2 separate regions of the Mus musculus genome follow, and region 2 is linked to region 1. Evidence: chromatin loops called from intact Hi-C (ENCODE). Cell type or tissue: gastrocnemius. All regions are shown on one strand.

Region 1 (8,000 bases):
GGTAACACTGTCCAGAGGTCTGTAAGAGCAAAGAAACACTTGCTAGTTGGTAACACTGTCCCAAGGTATGTGAGAGCAAAGAAACACTTGCTAGTTGGTAACCCTGTCCAGAGGTCTGTAAGAGCAAAGAAACACTTGGTAGTTGGTAACCCTGTCCAGAGGTCTGTAAGAGCAAAGAAACACTTGCTAGTTGGTAACACTGTCCAGAGGTCTGTAAGAGCAAAGAAACACTTGGTAGTTGGTAACACTGTCCAGAGGTCTGTAAGAGCAAAGAAACACTTGCTAGTTGGTAACACTGTCCAGAGGTCTGTAAGAGCAAAGAAACACTTGCTAGTTGGTAACACTGTCTTGAGGTCTGTAAGAGCAAAGAAACACTTGGTAGTTGGTAACCCTGTCCAGAGGTCTGTAAGAGCAAAGAAACACTTGCTAGTTGGTAACACTGTCTTGAGGTCTGTAAGAGCAAAGAAACACTTGCTAGTTGGTAACACTGTCCAGAGGTCTGTAAGAGCAAAGAAACACTTGCTAGTTGGTAACCCTGTCCCAAGGTATGTGAGAGCAAAGAAACACTTGCTAGTTGGTAACCCTGTCCCAAGGTATGTAAGAGCAAAGAAACACTTGGTAGTTGGTAACACTGTCTTGAGGTCTGTAAGAGCAAAGAAACACTTGCTAGTTGGTAACCCTGTCCAGAGGTCTGTAAGAGCAAAGAAACACTTGCTAGTTGGTAACACTGTCCAGAGGTCTGTAAGAGCAAAGAAACACTTGCTAGTTGGTAACACTGTCCCAAGGTATGTAAGAGCAAAGAAACACTTGGTAGTTGGTAACACTGTCTTGAGGTCTGTAAGAGCAAAGAAACACTTGCTAGTTGGTAACCCTGTCCAGAGGTCTGTAAGAGCAAAGAAACACTTGCTAGTTGGTAACACTGTCCAGAGGTCTGTAAGAGCAAAGAAACACTTGGTAGTTGGTAACACTGTCCAGAGGTCTGTAAGAGCAAAGAAACACTTGCTAGTTGGTAACACTGTCCAGAGGTCTGTAAGAGCAAAGAAACACTTGCTAGTTGGTAACACTGTCCCAAGGTATGTGAGAGCAAAGAAACACTTGCTAGTTGGTAACACTGTCCCAAGGTATGTGAGAGCAAAGAAACACTTGCTAGTTGGTAACACTGTCTTGAGGTCTGTAAGAGCAAAGAAACACTTGGTAGTTGGTAACCCTGTCCAGAGGTCTGTAAGAGCAAAGAAACACTTGCTAGTTGGTAACACTGTCCAGAGGTCTGTAAGAGCAAAGAAACACTTGCTAGTTGGTAACACTGTCTTGAGGTCTGTAAGAGCAAAGAAACACTTGGTAGTTGGTAACACTGTCTTGAGGTCTGTAAGAGCAAAGAAACACTTGGTAGTTGGTAACCCTGTCCAGAGGTCTGTAAGAGCAAAGAAACACTTGCTAGTTGGTAACACTGTCTTGAGGTCTGTAAGAGCAAAGAAACACTTGCTAGTTGGTAACACTGTCCAGAGGTATGTAAGAGCAAAGAAACACTTGCTAGTTGGTAACACTGTCCCAAGGTATGTAAGAGCAAAGAAACACTTGCTAGTTGGTAACACTGTCCAGAGGTCTGTAAGAGGGATGTGGTGGCTTGAGTGAGAAATACCCCCAAAGTCTTGGGCATTTGAACAATTTGTCTTCAGGTGATGGGGTGCAGGTGCTGGCTAGTTTTAGGTCAAGTTGAGACAAATCAGAGTTGTTAATTGGGAACAAAGAACCTCAATTGAGATAATGCCTTCACCAGATTGGCCTGAGGTCCATGTTCTTCTTGATTGATGATTGATATGGGAGGGCCCAGTTCAATGGGGGTCCCTTGGGAAGGTGGTCCCGGGTGCTACAAGAGAACAGCCTGTGTGAATCATAAGGACTAAGCAGTAAGTGGTGCCTCTCCGTGGCTCCTGCATCAGTTTCTGCCTCCAGGTTCCTGCCTTGAATTCTTGCCCTGACATCCATGAATGGGTTACAAGCTGTAGAATTAAATAAATGTCTCTTCTTCAAGGTGCTTTTGGTCATGGTGTTTAACCACAAAAATAGAAATCCTAAAACATCGGTGCTGTTTTGGGGAGGTTTAGGTAATGCTCTGTTGATGGTCAGATCAACGGAGTCTTTTCCTGAGGCTCTGATGTACGGAGAATGAACCTGCTTGGCAGACCCAGTAATGGCCCTGGGCCAGGGCTTTTGGGTGGGGATCTGTAGCTTCTGTTCTCTTCCCAGCGTGTGGGGCTATGGTTATCAGTCCAAGGCCACTGTGTACCCGGTCTGTAATGTTCTTGAGATACCCCTTGCTCCCCTTGTGCAACACTGTTTGATTACCTTCCTGTTGACTTCGTCCCTTCGTAGGACAGTTTCTGCTGACTTAGTCCCATTTCTTCTCTCAAAATGGTGTCTGAGATGCTGTAGTTGCTTGTCCTAAGACATAGCTCGCATGAGACCTCCCGACCCCAGATTTTCTCTCTATCTTCTTATCTAATGTCCATCTCCCGCTTAGGACCATGTTACTGAAGAATGACTCTCCGACCCAAGTCAGTGCAGTCGCGCTTGGACAAAGCAGATCACTGGGGTTGGAGTTTAAGACTCAAACGAAACGACTTGCCTACTTGCAGTTTGCTCTGCCTTGTGTTTGTAGTTCAAGAGCTGAGGAAGCTGCCAGCTGCTATGCTGCCCCGACCACTGTGGACTCTGACCCTTTGGAGCCATTGTAAGTCTCCTTCAAGTAACAAGACAGTCATCCATGAAAGAAGCATGGACCAGTTGTGATGACTCATTGCTACAATCCAAGCATTTGCTAGGCTGAGATAGGAGGAACAGCACAGGCACTAGGCCAGCCTGGGCTACATAATGAGTTCCAACCCAGCCTGGCCATAGAGTGAAACAGAATCACAGAAAACCAAAGAGGGAGAGAGAAAGAGGGAGGAAAGAGGGAGAGGGAGGGAGAGAGAGAGAGAGAGAGAGAGAGAGAGAGAGAGAGAACGAACGATGTTGGTGGTAAGGATAAAGGTAGAATATTAACTCCAGAATCCTGAAACAACAGACATTGAAGCCATTGTTTCTGGAATGGGAATATATCTCACTTGATGGCGCCTACTCAGCCCAGAAGAGTCCTATACTCCTCCATCTTTCCTCCATATATAGGCTCTCATGGCCATGACTCAAAAGCCTCTTAGGTTTCTCTTCTTTTTAGGACCTAGATACAATTGGCTTTTCTAACAATGTAGCCCCCTACATTTTTTGGCAAGGAAGCCACTTTTTTCTCAGAGTGTCTCCTTACACGATCTACTTAAACACAGCCGGGAACAATCTACATGTGATGTTGGCATTCTACTTTAGAGCCCTCTCCCTGGAACTCACACTGTCGGTAGGCTGTACTTTCCAGCTAGCTGAAGCTATCAGCTTTCATAGCTGCTAGGCCACTTCAAGTTAGCTCTGTAGCAATAGAGGCTGTTTGCTAAGCTCTCTTGTATTTATACATATTCACTTGAAATGCTGGGAATTTAAATATAAAACCCTTTAAGTAAAACAAACGAGCCCTTTTCAACTAAAAAAAGAAAAAAAAAAACATCAAGGTGGGTGATACCTGAGGAATAACAGCTGGGGCTGGCACCTGACTGTCATATACTTGAGCACACATGTGTACCTGCACACATGTGAACATACATAACACACGCCTCAATAAAATGTATGTTGTGGTGGGGCTGCAGAGGTGCGTCAGTGGTGAAGAGAATTTGCTACTCTTCCAGAGGACCCAAGTTTTGTTTCCATGTTAGACAGCTCCCAACTGCCTGTAACTCCAGCTCTGGAGATTTGATGCCACCTCCTGGCTTCTATGGGCATTACATTCATGTGCACAAACACACATAATCAAAGTAAAAATATACTGTGTTAAATGCATAAACATATACCATGGTCATTTATCAGATCGCCTATAGACTGCTCTGAAGGGCATTTTCTTGATTAGTGATTGATGTGGGAGGGCCCAGACCATTGTGGGTGGTGCCACCCCAGGGGAGGTGATCCTAGGTGATCTAAGAAAGCAGGCTTGAGCAAGCAGTGGGTGTAAGCCTGGTTGTCTTTGGCCTCTGCTTTAGTTCTTGCCCTGACTCTCCTCAGTCCTTGGTGACCTATCAAGTATCCTACAGATATGATGACAACTTCAGGACAGAACTGCATTTTAGACATCAACTGTGGCTTCTTTTTCACAGCTCTAATAATTTCTTCAAGGCACTGCAGGGTCTCATGTATCCCAAGATACCTCCTGCTTAGCTAGGATGCAACCAGTGTTATATGGCCCTGAAGATGGAACCCAGGGACTTTTATGCTAGGCAAGTGCTCTACCAACTGAGCTACATCCTCAGACCCTTACCTCCAATACTAAGTATTTCCCTTCTTTTCCCTAGTGGGCATTTACCTCTGCGCCAGTGTTATCGATATCCTGTAAATGAAAAAAGTTAATGATACCTTTAAAGCAGGACCATTATAATCACTACAGTGACCAGCAACCCTAAATATATTGTACTTAAAAGAATAGAGTTTGTGTTGGGCGTGGTGGCATACCTTTAATCTCAGCATTCCGGGAGGCAAAGGCAAGATCTCTTGAGTTCAAGGCCAACCTGTCCTACACAGTGAGTTCCAGGACAGCCAAGGCTATGCAGAAACTCTGTCTCAAAAAATAAAATAAAATAAAATAAAGCTGGGGGTGGCTAATAATTCAGCATTTTATCAATAATTTACCCTTAGCAACTTTTTTTTGTTTTTGTTTGTTTGTTTGTTTGTTTGTTTTTCGAGACAGGGTTTCTCTGTGTAGCCCAGACTGTCCTGGAACTCACTTTGTAGACCAGGCTGGTCTTGAACTCAGAAATCCCGCCTGCCTCTGTCTCTGCCTCCTGAGTGCTGGGATTAAAGGCGTGATCCACCACTGCCCCCGGCTACCCTTAGCAACTTTTAAGAGGTAACATAAGAATGGGGTTTTGGTTAGAACCTAAGAGTTTTCTTACTGTAGATAGGCCAGAATAGTCAGATATTACCTGGGGACAGTGAAAAATGAGAAAGGGCATGAGCTATCAAAGGTGGCAGGATCTAACTGGATTTTTACAAGGAGAACGACCAGTAGTCAGACTACAGGTTTGGCTAAGTAAAGATTCTTTGTCACAAAATGCCGGAAGTACACATCAGAAAAGAAAAAAACCAACTTCTGTAATAAACTGTGCCGGGAAAATTGGATAGCCATACATAAAAGAAGGAAACTAGATCTTAATCTCTCTTGCGTTACACAAATATCAACTCCAAATGGATTAAAGACCTTAATGTCAGAACTGAAATCCTGAAACCAAAATAGTCAAGGGCTTTCTGAATAGGGCCCTAGTTGCTCAGGATATAATACGAACAACGGACAAATGAAATGGGATTGCGTGAAGTTAAAAGGTTGTGCACAGCAAAGAAAAATTAATCAAATGAATAAGCATACAGATGGGAGAAAATCTTTGCCAATTATACACCTGATAGAGGATATCTAGAAATACTTTTTTTTGGGGGGGGGGGGGTGGAGTTTCAAGACAGGTTTCTCTATATAGTCCTGGCTGTCCTGGAACTCACTTTGTAGACCAGGCTGGCAACTCAGAAATCCGCCTGCCTCTGCCTCCCAAGTGCTGGGATTAAAGGTGTGCTCTACCACTGCTCGGCTTAGAAATACATATTTTAAAAGTCTTGAATGTGAATATAACCTAATCAATAATCTAGCGTGCCTTTCATCACCCAGTCTTCTTTCCGTTACTGTTTTTGGCTTTGGTAAGGATTGATTGTTCATCCACTTTGGGGAGTCAGACCTTGACTTTCTTAACATCCTCCCACCCACAAGCCGCTATTAGCTTCATGCGCTGCCCCGGCACCGTCAGGAGAACTCGCCACTGGACCCCCTCGCCCCACTTCTGCACGTTCTGGACTTAAGGCTGATCGGTCCGGCCGCCCGCAGGCCCTCGCCACGAACGATGAGCTGCGCCGCAGCCGAAACTGTTGCCGCAAACCCAGACCCCAGAGCATCTCGGGAAAGCGTGCCCAAGGACCGCCCTCTTCCGACCGCTCCGCTTCCCAGAGCGGGGGCCCCGATGACGCCACTTCCTCCGGAAGAGGTGTGGCGTCCGCTCGGTTGGCGCGAAAGTCGGTTCCCGGTCTTGGCCCTTCCGGGTTCTGCAGCGTTAGCTTCGGGTTGGGGGCGCCGCCGAGGGCGGGGGCTGCGCGCCGGGCTGGCGCCCGACCCCAGCCGCCGTCCTGCCGGCCGCGCGCCCCCCGACTTGGTGCCCGTGGGCCCTCGGGCTCCACCTAGGTGAGCGAGCTTCGGCTCCTCCCGGCCGGCGTGGCCGCCCGGCGCCTCTTGCGGCCTTCGCGCCTCTCCTAACCGGCGGGTGGGCCTCAGGTCCCTGGGGAGCCGCGGCCTGGACGCTCCTTTCCCTGGGAGCTGGGCCGAGCGTGCACGACCTTGCACGGTGGCTGCTTGCGTTCAGAGTTCGTTAACTTAGGAGCAAATCTTGCGGGCTGTGGGTACCCGTAGCCGCAGCGGCGCCCTGCGTCGTCTTAAGCCCCATGCAAGTGAACAGTGAGTGACTGAGGACCAAACCAAGGGTCTCAGGGGATTCAATCAGGAACGTTCATTTTGTTCTCACGTTTGCAAGGATCCGTGTCCTTTTTTTTCTTCTTCGACTTTGCCCACCTTCTGGGGCCCTTTGTAAACATCTTGAATGAATTGATGAACCAAGCCAGATAGCTATGTCTTAGGCACTCTTGTCTGCATAAGAAAATAGTTGATTTGCAGGCCGGGCGGTAGTGGCACACTCCCTTTTTTGCCAGCTTGAGTGAGGCAGAGGCCGAGCATCTCTTGAGTGCCAGGCAGACCTAGTCTACAGAGCGAATTCCAGGACTGCCAGGGCTTGTCTCAAAACTAAAAAAAAAAAAAAAAAAAACCAAAAACCCTACAAAAATAGTTGACTTGTACATTTAATTCCCTGATTGACTGACTGACTTTTGTTCTTCTTGACTGCCTTATTCTCACAGTTCAGCTATGTCCAGAAATGACCAAGAGCCGTTTCTTGTGAAGTTTTTAAAGTCTTCGGACAATTCAGAATGCTTTTTTAAAGCTCTTGAGGTAAGAATTAATGGATATGTCTTATTTGATACTTGAGCTCATTTTCATGTTTTAAATGTTTTTGCTTTGTTGGATTTTATGTCTTAGAAGTAGATAATTTTAATGAAATTTTGCTATAGCATATGCTTAATACAGATAAATCACTGCTATATAATTTTTAGTTGATGCAAGTTTACCATTATATTTTTTGGGAGGATTGAAATCTATTGTGACAATTGGATGTTAACCTACAGTTTGATCCCCTACCCCCGCCCGGTCTGTGTCTGTTTGTGTGTGTGTCTGAGCCATCTTCCCAGTCCTCTGACTTAGAGTTCCTGACTTGTTTTGTTTACTAACCCCATTGATCCTTTAAGCACTGAAAAACGGAGTCACAATGCAATAGTTTTGGTTCATTGCTTGCTCTCTCTCTTTCTCTCTGTCTCTCTCTCTCTGTCTCTCATACACACACACACACACACACACACACACACACACACACACACACATATTCATGAATGAATGAATGATGGGAGTAGTTTTGAGCTTTGCCATTCACAAACCCTAGTAATGTCCTTGTAGCTTGGGAATCTATTAGAAATGCAGAGCCTTGGGATCCCAACCCACATTTGACAATTAGAATATGCATTTTAAACAAAAGTCCCAGTGCATATTCAGGTTTGAGAAGTTAGCTGTTTTTTTTTTGTTTGTTTGTTTGTTTTGTTTTTTAAAGTTCACTCACTTAGCAATCATCAATTGAGTGTCCGTCATCTGACAGGTTTTCCTCTAGCATAATACTTGGGGTACACCAATGATCAGAACAAGCAAATATCTCTCCTCTTTCAGCATACATAGAACA
Region 2 (8,000 bases), 96 kb before region 1:
CAGGTCTGCCTGGGAGATGACAGGAAAAGTCGATGTCACTTAAAGGCTAAACAAATTCATTAAAATGTCGCACTGCCACATAAAACCCCAACTCCTGCAGGTACCAGGAAGAGAGGAAATGAGACATTCCCTTCCTCTCTAGTGTGGCAGTGAGTGATTGGGTAGGAAATGAAACAAAGATGTTAAAGTTTGAGTTTGGAAGGTTCGCAATGTGATTTCGATTTCCATACATCCTCAAAAGGCAGAGGGCAGGTGAGAAGAAGCCCACTCGAGAGGGCCACTCCGTTGGCCTTACCATCGCCAGATACTGAGTCGCTGGCTACAGGCTATGTATAAGAATGATTAGATTGTCCATGGAAGCAAAAGTGGCAGAAAGGCAGCTGGAAAAGTTTGTAGGAATCAGACCTGGGAGTGGTTTTGTGTGCTATGCTGAAGAACTCAGAGTTTACTCATAGTATAACAATAAGCTGAAGGTGACATGGATAATTGGCAGATCTGTGGAGAACTGTGACTGGAGAGAGAAAAGACTGAGGCTGGGGGAATCAATGGGAGTCTCTTGTCGTATTTAGGCAAAAGATACTTGGAGTCTAACACAGGATAAAAGTGTGAAATCCGGGGCTAGAGAGATGGCTCAGTGGTTAAGAGCACTGGTTGCTCTTCCAGAGGTCCTGAGTTCAGTTCCCAGCAACCACATCAGGTGGCTCACAGCCATCTGTAATGGGATCTGATGCCCTCTTCTGGTGTGTCTGCAGACAGCTACAGTGTGCTCACATACATTAAATAAATAAATAAACAAACAAACACTGAAAGTGTGAAATACAGGGTAAAATTTCTGAGATATTTAGAAGTTAAAATATGTAGGTTGTAATGACTATAAAATATATAGTTGCTGTTGTTCTATTACTGTGAAAAGACACCATGACCAATACAGAAGAAAGCATTTAATTGGGAGCTTTTTTGTTTGTTTGTTTTTTTGAGACAGGGTTTCTCTGTGTAGCCCTGGCTGCCCTGGAACTCACTCCGTAGACCAGGCTGGCCTCGAACTCAGAAATCCACCTGCCTCTGCCTCCCGAGTGCTGGGATTAAAGGCATGCACCACCACCGCCTGGCAGAAGAAAGCATAGAAAGCATTTAATCGAGAGCTTCCTTATATTTCAGAGGCTGAGTTCATGAGTGTCGCAGTAGGGGATGTGGCAGCAGGCAGGCATGGCACTGACACAGTAGCTAAGAGCCTACATCCTGATTCAGAGGCAGAGAATAAGAAACTGGGCCTGGTGTGGGTGTTCAAAACTTCAAAGCTCACTCCAGTGACACACCTCCTCCAACAAGGCCACACCTCCTAATCCTTCCCAAACAGTTTCACCAACTGGGGACCAAGCGTTCAAATGTATGAAGCTATGGAGATGTTCTCATTCAAACCACAACACAGCCTAACCTACACAGTAAATTCCTTGGCTACATAGTGTGAGATTTTGTATCATCCTTTGTTTTGGTAAATCTCCATCCCAAATATACCCCGGCGATGAAAACACAACACAGTTAATATGAATACATGCTGTGCACCTAGGTTGGGCAGATCTACCACTACACTACCATCTTCCACATCTATGAGACCCCTTAGAACTTGCAGTTTCTCCAGGCCATGTGCTTCTGCTCTGCTTTTCTTCTTCCTCCTCCTCTACGTCCTCTCCCTCTTCCATTTTCTTCTTCTCTCTCCCACCTTTCACTCCACCTTCCCTTTTATCTGCCCAATCATCAGCTCTTCTTTATTTTACAAATTAAGGTGGGAAGCAGGTTTACAGGAAATCACCTGAGTGCTGACTCATTCCTTGTTCGCAGCCCCTCACAGGAGAATGGAATTAATATCAAATATAATTAGCCCCAGGGCTATTCACAACCATCCTTTCTAACAAAAAAAAAGTTGTTGGACGAAAGATTGTTGTCATCATATGTAAAAAGAAAATTGCGTACCTATATGTATACAAACACATACACAAAATAAAAATTAATATTTAAAAAATGACTTGAAGAGACATTTTTTCCCACATGTTGCAAACTATCAGGAGGAATGTGAAGTGTGCTTAATGTCTTTAGCCAGTGAGAAAATGAAAATGGAAACTGCTATGAGATACTACCTGATACTCATTAAGATAGTCACTATTAAAAAAGTCAGAAATATACCAAACAGTGCTGAGAGGAAAGGGAAATCTGTTACACTGTTGGTGGGAATGTAGCTTACTACAGCCATTATGGAAGACAGCATAAAGGTTTCTTAAGTTAAACAAAAAAAGAACGGGTGGTAATGAACCCTGAAATCCTAAGTACTCGGGAGGTGAAGGCAGAAGGGTCAGGAGCTCAAGGGCATCATTGGCTGCACAGCAAGTTCGAGGCCAGTTTGGATAAAATGAGAACGTGTCTTAAAATGCACACACACACAAATACGGATGTTCGCATGCACCATTTGTGGGTTTAGGGACCCACAGAGGTCAGAAGAGGCATTGGATCCTCTGGAAATGGAATTAGAGAGATTTGTAAATATTTTATTTTAATGATGCATGTATGTGTAGGCGTGGGGGGTGTGTGTGTGAGTCTGTACATGTGAGGGTGCAGGCTGTGGGCTCTCATGTGAGTCCTGAGGTTTGTAAATGCTCTCAGATGCTGAGCCGCTTCTCTGGCCCTCCTCGGGTCTTCAATACTTTTTTATAAAAAAAGTATAACTTAAATTTTTAAAAATATTTTGTTTTAATTATGCATGTACGTATGGGCATGTGTGTCTGGATGACTTTGTGCCTGTGAGTGCAGTACCCAGAGAGTCCAAAGGAAGGTGTTGGATCCCATGAGTTTGAATTTCAGGTGGTTGCAATAGTGTAGATGCCAGGATCTGAATCCCCCACACCCTCTACAAAAGTGGCATATGTTCATAAGTGCTGAGTCATCTCTAAATTCTAAGAGCGGCTTGCCTAGTATATGTGAGGCACAGAAAAAAAGTTTTGAGGCAGGCAGTGGTGAAGCACGCCTTTAATCCCAGCACTCGGGAGGCAGAGGCAGATGGATTTCTGAGTTCGAGGCCAGCCTGCTCTACAAAGTGAGTTCCAGGGCAGCCAGGGCTACACAGAGAAACCCTGTCTCGAAAAACCAAAAAAAAGTTGCTGTGTCATCGTACTGTTGATGGGCCCTAGAAAGTCCTGTTATGGATGCTCCCTCTAGGTTTGTCTGTTTGTTCGTTGGCTTTATTTAGTTTGTGATGCTGAGGAGCAAACAGAGCAAGTAATGTCACTGAGCTATTCCTGTAGCCCCTGCCTTTGATTGGTGGAGTTTCTGATTTCTGTAATATTCTAAACTGTAGATCCACAGGTTGTAGTGAAGGGACAATATGAACCCCGTTTGTCCTCATTTTGAGGACCAGGCCTGATTAAAAAAAAAAAAAAAAAAGCCATAAGGCACCAGCTTCGGGAAGAGACTCTAAGTATCAGAAACTAGGCCATAAGACAGCAGCTCTAGGAACAGACCATAAAACCCAGAACAAGATCATAAAAGCCCCTCCCAAAGAACAGCCTGGGATAACCACAAAACGGGGAAATATCTCAGAATGAGCGATCTGTGCTGGACAGCCCTATTTTATGGTTGGACACTCATCCATAGGAATGTAGACCACTGACCACCTGTAACCTCTAGCTCACCTGTAACCCACCAGTGAAATCTTACATTACCTAATCCTTCCAGAGAGTTTCCTGCCCCCTCTAAGAAGGCCTGCATGCCTTTATCTAGGTTCGACATTTCAAAGACTGGTTGACCTCTTCATGCTGGCTGCCTCTGCAGAATAAATGCTCTTTTGTTTTTGCATACTGAGTCTGGGGTCTTCCTTCAGCGGTTTTCAGACCCTTACATAAGGAGGTGTAGATGGAGGATGCTGGAGACTTGGGTCTCAAGTATAAATATGAGTACCCCAAAGTTGTTGGCATTGCTAGAAGGGAATCTGAAAAGAGAGGGGAACGCTGGGTCCAGAGGAGAATTCTTAAGATACCCAGATTGGTAGGATAAGCTCAGGTCATGAGTGAACACAGAGAGATGGGAATCAAAGAGAATGACCATGTCAGAGAGGGAAAACCATCCTAAGAAAGGGAGGGTAGTTGGGCGTGGTGGCGCAAGCCTTTAATCCCAGCACTTGGGAGGCAGAGGCAGATGGATTTCTGAGTTCGAGGCCAGCCTGCTCTACAAAGTGAGTTCCAGGACAGCCAGGGCTACACAGCCTGTCTCGAAAAACAAAACAAAACAAACAAATAAGAAAGGAAGGAAGAAAGAAAGAGAGAGAAAGAGAGAAAGAAAGAGAGAAAGAGAAAGAGAGAGAGAAAGAGAGAGAGGAGAGAAAGAGAAAGAGAGAAAGAGAGAAAGAGAAAGAGAAGAGAGAAAAGAGAAAAGAAAGAAAGAAAGAAAGAAAGAAAGAAAGAAAGAAAGAAAGAAAGAAAGAAAGAAAGAAAAGGAGGGTAGACTCCCTCATGGAAAAGCTGGCGAGTAGCAGCAACTTCTGTCAGGGTGAGACTGTAGAGCCGATGACTAGTCTCTGTTTGTTCAGCCAACTGCTTATTACTAATACATGGGGAGAAGGAGACGTAGAGCCTGAACCTTCCAGGAAAGTTGGCTGAGGAGTGGAGGCATGGGGGTAGAAATTAGACAGGGAATCTGTCTAAAAGTCACTGTCAGTGTTAATGCTGAGCTCTTGAGCCATCCTTCTATAAAGTACTCTTTTTAATGTTCATTTCGTACAAATTAGCCAAGGCCTTGTAGGGTGGAACTTTCTGATTTCCTAGCATGGGCCCTTACTGACTTAGCGGACTGCAAAGCTAGCCTGAATACCTGCCGCCTACAGGACTGTAACACTAGAGGGCGCCATAGACATGCCCGCCCTCCGCAGCTCCTCCCCACCCTCACATCCTATACACCAAAGCTCCCAACACTTCTTCGACCAGCACTCGAAGAGCTTCCCCTCGCCTGCCCATGACGTCTGCCCATGACGTCTAGCTGACTGGTGAGAAAGAACCTCGCCCACGGACTGACAACCAATTGTTTGCAATATTGTCGGGCTCGCAGGGAGATTTTTTTTTTTTTACGCAAAGCTGATTCAGATTTGGTTTTGGACCATGGCTGTTCCATCGCAATGAATTAATACAAGTTCTGTCAACTTTCTCAGTACTCACTAGGGCATCTATTTGTAACAAATTCTTCTTTCTGGCATGTGCACATGTGCACATACGTACGTGTGTGGTCATACAGTTTTTTTGTTTTTTGTTTTTGTTTGTGGGTTTTTTTGTTTTGTTTTGTTTTGTTTTTTGTTTGTATTTTCGAGACAGGGTTTCTCTGTGTAGCCTTGGCTGTCCTGGAACTCACTCTGTAGACCGGGCTCGCTTCGAACTCAGAAATCCTCCTGCCTCCCAAGTGCTGGGATTAAAGGCGTGCGCCACCACGCCCGGCTAAGATTCTTATTTTTGATCTTTTATTTTATGTGTATGTGGTTGTGTGAGCTTATGTGCCTCACATGAATGCAGGATCTTGCGGAGCAAAAGAGGCATCGGATCCCATGGAACTGGAGATACAGACAACTGTGAGCCACCATGTGGTTGCTGGGAATTGAACTCAGGACCTCTGGGAGAGCAGCCTGTGCTCTTAACCTCTGAGCCATCTCTCCAGCCCCAACTACCTGAATCTTGAGCTCAGGAGACAAGGTTCAGTTTATATGATATTTAGTCAGATTGTACAAAGAAATCCTGGTGAAAATATCTAGAAAAGAATGGAGTTTGGGAAATATAAAGTCAGCAGTCGTTTTTATTTTGTGCTCTGTGTATGTGGTAAGGCACAGCAGCGAAGACTACACCAGTTAGCCCCAACCCCTCAGGGCATGAAGACCAAGAGAAGCCCATGGGCCACGGGAGGGAGCATCTGTCTCCACCACAGTGGCAACCCACCTCTTGGATTTTAATGTTTGTGGAAAGTGCAGGCTTCCAGGAGTCCTGGGGAGAGAAGAAAGATATAGGACATTGAGAATACTCTTACTTTTATGAGCTGTTTAGCAGAATGAAAGGAACCTGAATGGGCAATTCAGTATCACATAAATTGTGCCAAGGCTCATTGTTCTGCTAGACTCATGCATGCTGTGCCCCATCCCTCCCATCCCTGCTTCCCTACACAGCTCCTGAGCCTCCCACGGGGAGGGCTCCACACAAGGATAGAGAAGCTGTCATGTGACTTTCCTGCCCTACAGGCATCCCCAACTTTGCTTTTAACCAGTGAGGCTCTGAACTTGAATTCACATAAGGAGAAGCCGCCTAGGAAGGCCCTTCTTCCCTGAGAATGCGAGGCAGATGGTAGCTGGCAGTCCCCAGCAACGTCTGAGCTGGGTCTAAGGATGGAGTGGAGAAAAACAAAGCTAGACTGGTGTTCTCTGGAGCATACAGGTAAGGGAAATATTAACTTGGATTCTGTCACACTAAACCTCAACAATCACATTGCTCACACTAGAATTCCATGTGGCAACTTGTAAAACACATATATAGCATAGCTTGGCACAGTGCAGCACAGTGTAGTATAGTATAGTATATTGTCTCCGACCGTCAGATCTAGGGATTAAACTCAGGTCATCTAGCTTGTGCCACGGGCTCTTTTCCCCACTGAGCCATCTTACCAATCCACATGGGGCAACCTTGAAAGGGCCATCACCCCAGAGCAGCACAGTCTCCGAGGCTGTATCTCCAGCACAATAACTTAAATGAAGGCCAAGACTCACCTCCAAACTCCAGTGGGAGACTCACCACTGTATATCCCATGCACCCCCTCGCACTTTACAAATGTTTTCAGGTGTCCCCGCTAATCCCCAAACAGATGGTAAAATATATTTTATCCTATTTCAATTCCTGGAATATGGCATTGCAGATGCTGCTTAGCAACTTCCTAGCTAGCCAGAACTTATCATTATTGAAGTTCCCTAGAACAGAGCTGTCTAAAAGGATGTTCTATGAACAGAGCTGTCTAAAAGGATGCTCTGTGATAATTCTTCTTGCTATGGCTACTTTCAATTAAAATTGTAGCTGGGTGGAGTGAGGATATGATATCTAGATTTAATCCAGCTGTCACCTGAACTTGCTCTGTCACACCTTGCTAGCCATTGCCATATTGGACAGGGACCTCTAATAAGTTCAGTGCCCCTTTTTATCTTCTTAGGAATTGTGTGCATATAATTCGTCCACTGCCTTAGTATCCTGGGTCTGCGACCCCTTAACAATATGTGCATATAACCCACGTGGTTGTATATGCTAGGTTTTGCCTTGCTCACGTGGCTGTTTCCTAAGGGTTTGAGTTCTTGTAACTACCATTCCAGCACCCATCGCTGGGTTTCTCTGCGACCTCTCCACAGGGTTCATTCTACTTACGTGAGGTTGAGCACTTCCTCATGTTACCGACAGATTGCATGTACTCCGCTCCTAAGTATTTTTCAGGTGTGGTACCCTCTGGAAGTTTAACGAAACATTTGGTGTCATCCCTGAACAGAAGGTCCTTGGTGGTGGACTTGAACAAACAGAAATTGCCGGTGCAGTCACTTCCCCCAAATAAAGTCTGTCAAATGAGCAGAAAATAGACGTGAACCTATGTCTCGGACTGGAAACACCTGCAGGAAACTGAAAGGTCCAAGCCAGCCCTGGGAACAACAGAAAGCTACAGAAGATATTTATAATTGACATGGCATTTTTTTAAAAATCGACACAAGAAACAGAGGTATAAAACGCTGTAGAAAGGTTAAACATTTCACATTGAGTTTCTTTAAATATTTGGTAATGCTGCTATGAAACTGTTAGTGATTGTAAGACTGCTTGACTCAAATCTAATGTCAAACTAGAAACACCACTGAAGATTATCATAGGCTTTGGAAGGAACTTTTCAAAGTATGCTAGCCTATTTCTTTTAAAACTAATGACAAATTAAAAGGCAGGCAGCTATACCAGAAGGAAGGG

What was found. Peaks named below come from ENCODE experiments on the same cell type or tissue, not always from the same donor. Only the 100,000 strongest peaks of a DNase experiment are listed, where the experiment ranks them.
Region 2: a loop joins it to region 1, with 8 times the contacts of the local background. A loop is called at or near these places in 22 of 42 quality-filtered maps.

The regions. Positions count from the first base shown.
Region 1 is chr9:103,299,023-103,307,022 of GRCm38, forward strand. Topbp1 (topoisomerase (DNA) II binding protein 1) reads left to right here and starts at 6,305. Exons shown (of 28, transcript NM_176979.5): 1 at 6,305-6,349; 2 at 7,075-7,165. The coding sequence starts at 7,082. In gastrocnemius, CTCF peaks have their summits at 3,852 (motif pointing left) and 6,085 (motif pointing left); DNase peaks (open chromatin) are centred at 2,203, 3,859 and 6,121; H3K4me3 peaks cover 1,687 bases; H3K27ac peaks cover 1,427 bases.
Region 2 is chr9:103,203,074-103,211,073 of GRCm38, forward strand. Trf (transferrin) reads right to left here. Exons shown (of 17, transcript NM_133977.2): 16 at 7,422-7,605; 17 at 5,803-6,005. The coding sequence ends at 5,971. Among named protein-coding and RNA genes, the nearest start is that of Srprb, 5.0 kb to the left of the region's middle. In gastrocnemius, no CTCF peak of the experiment used is centred here; a DNase peak (open chromatin) is centred at 4,915; H3K4me3 peaks cover 394 bases.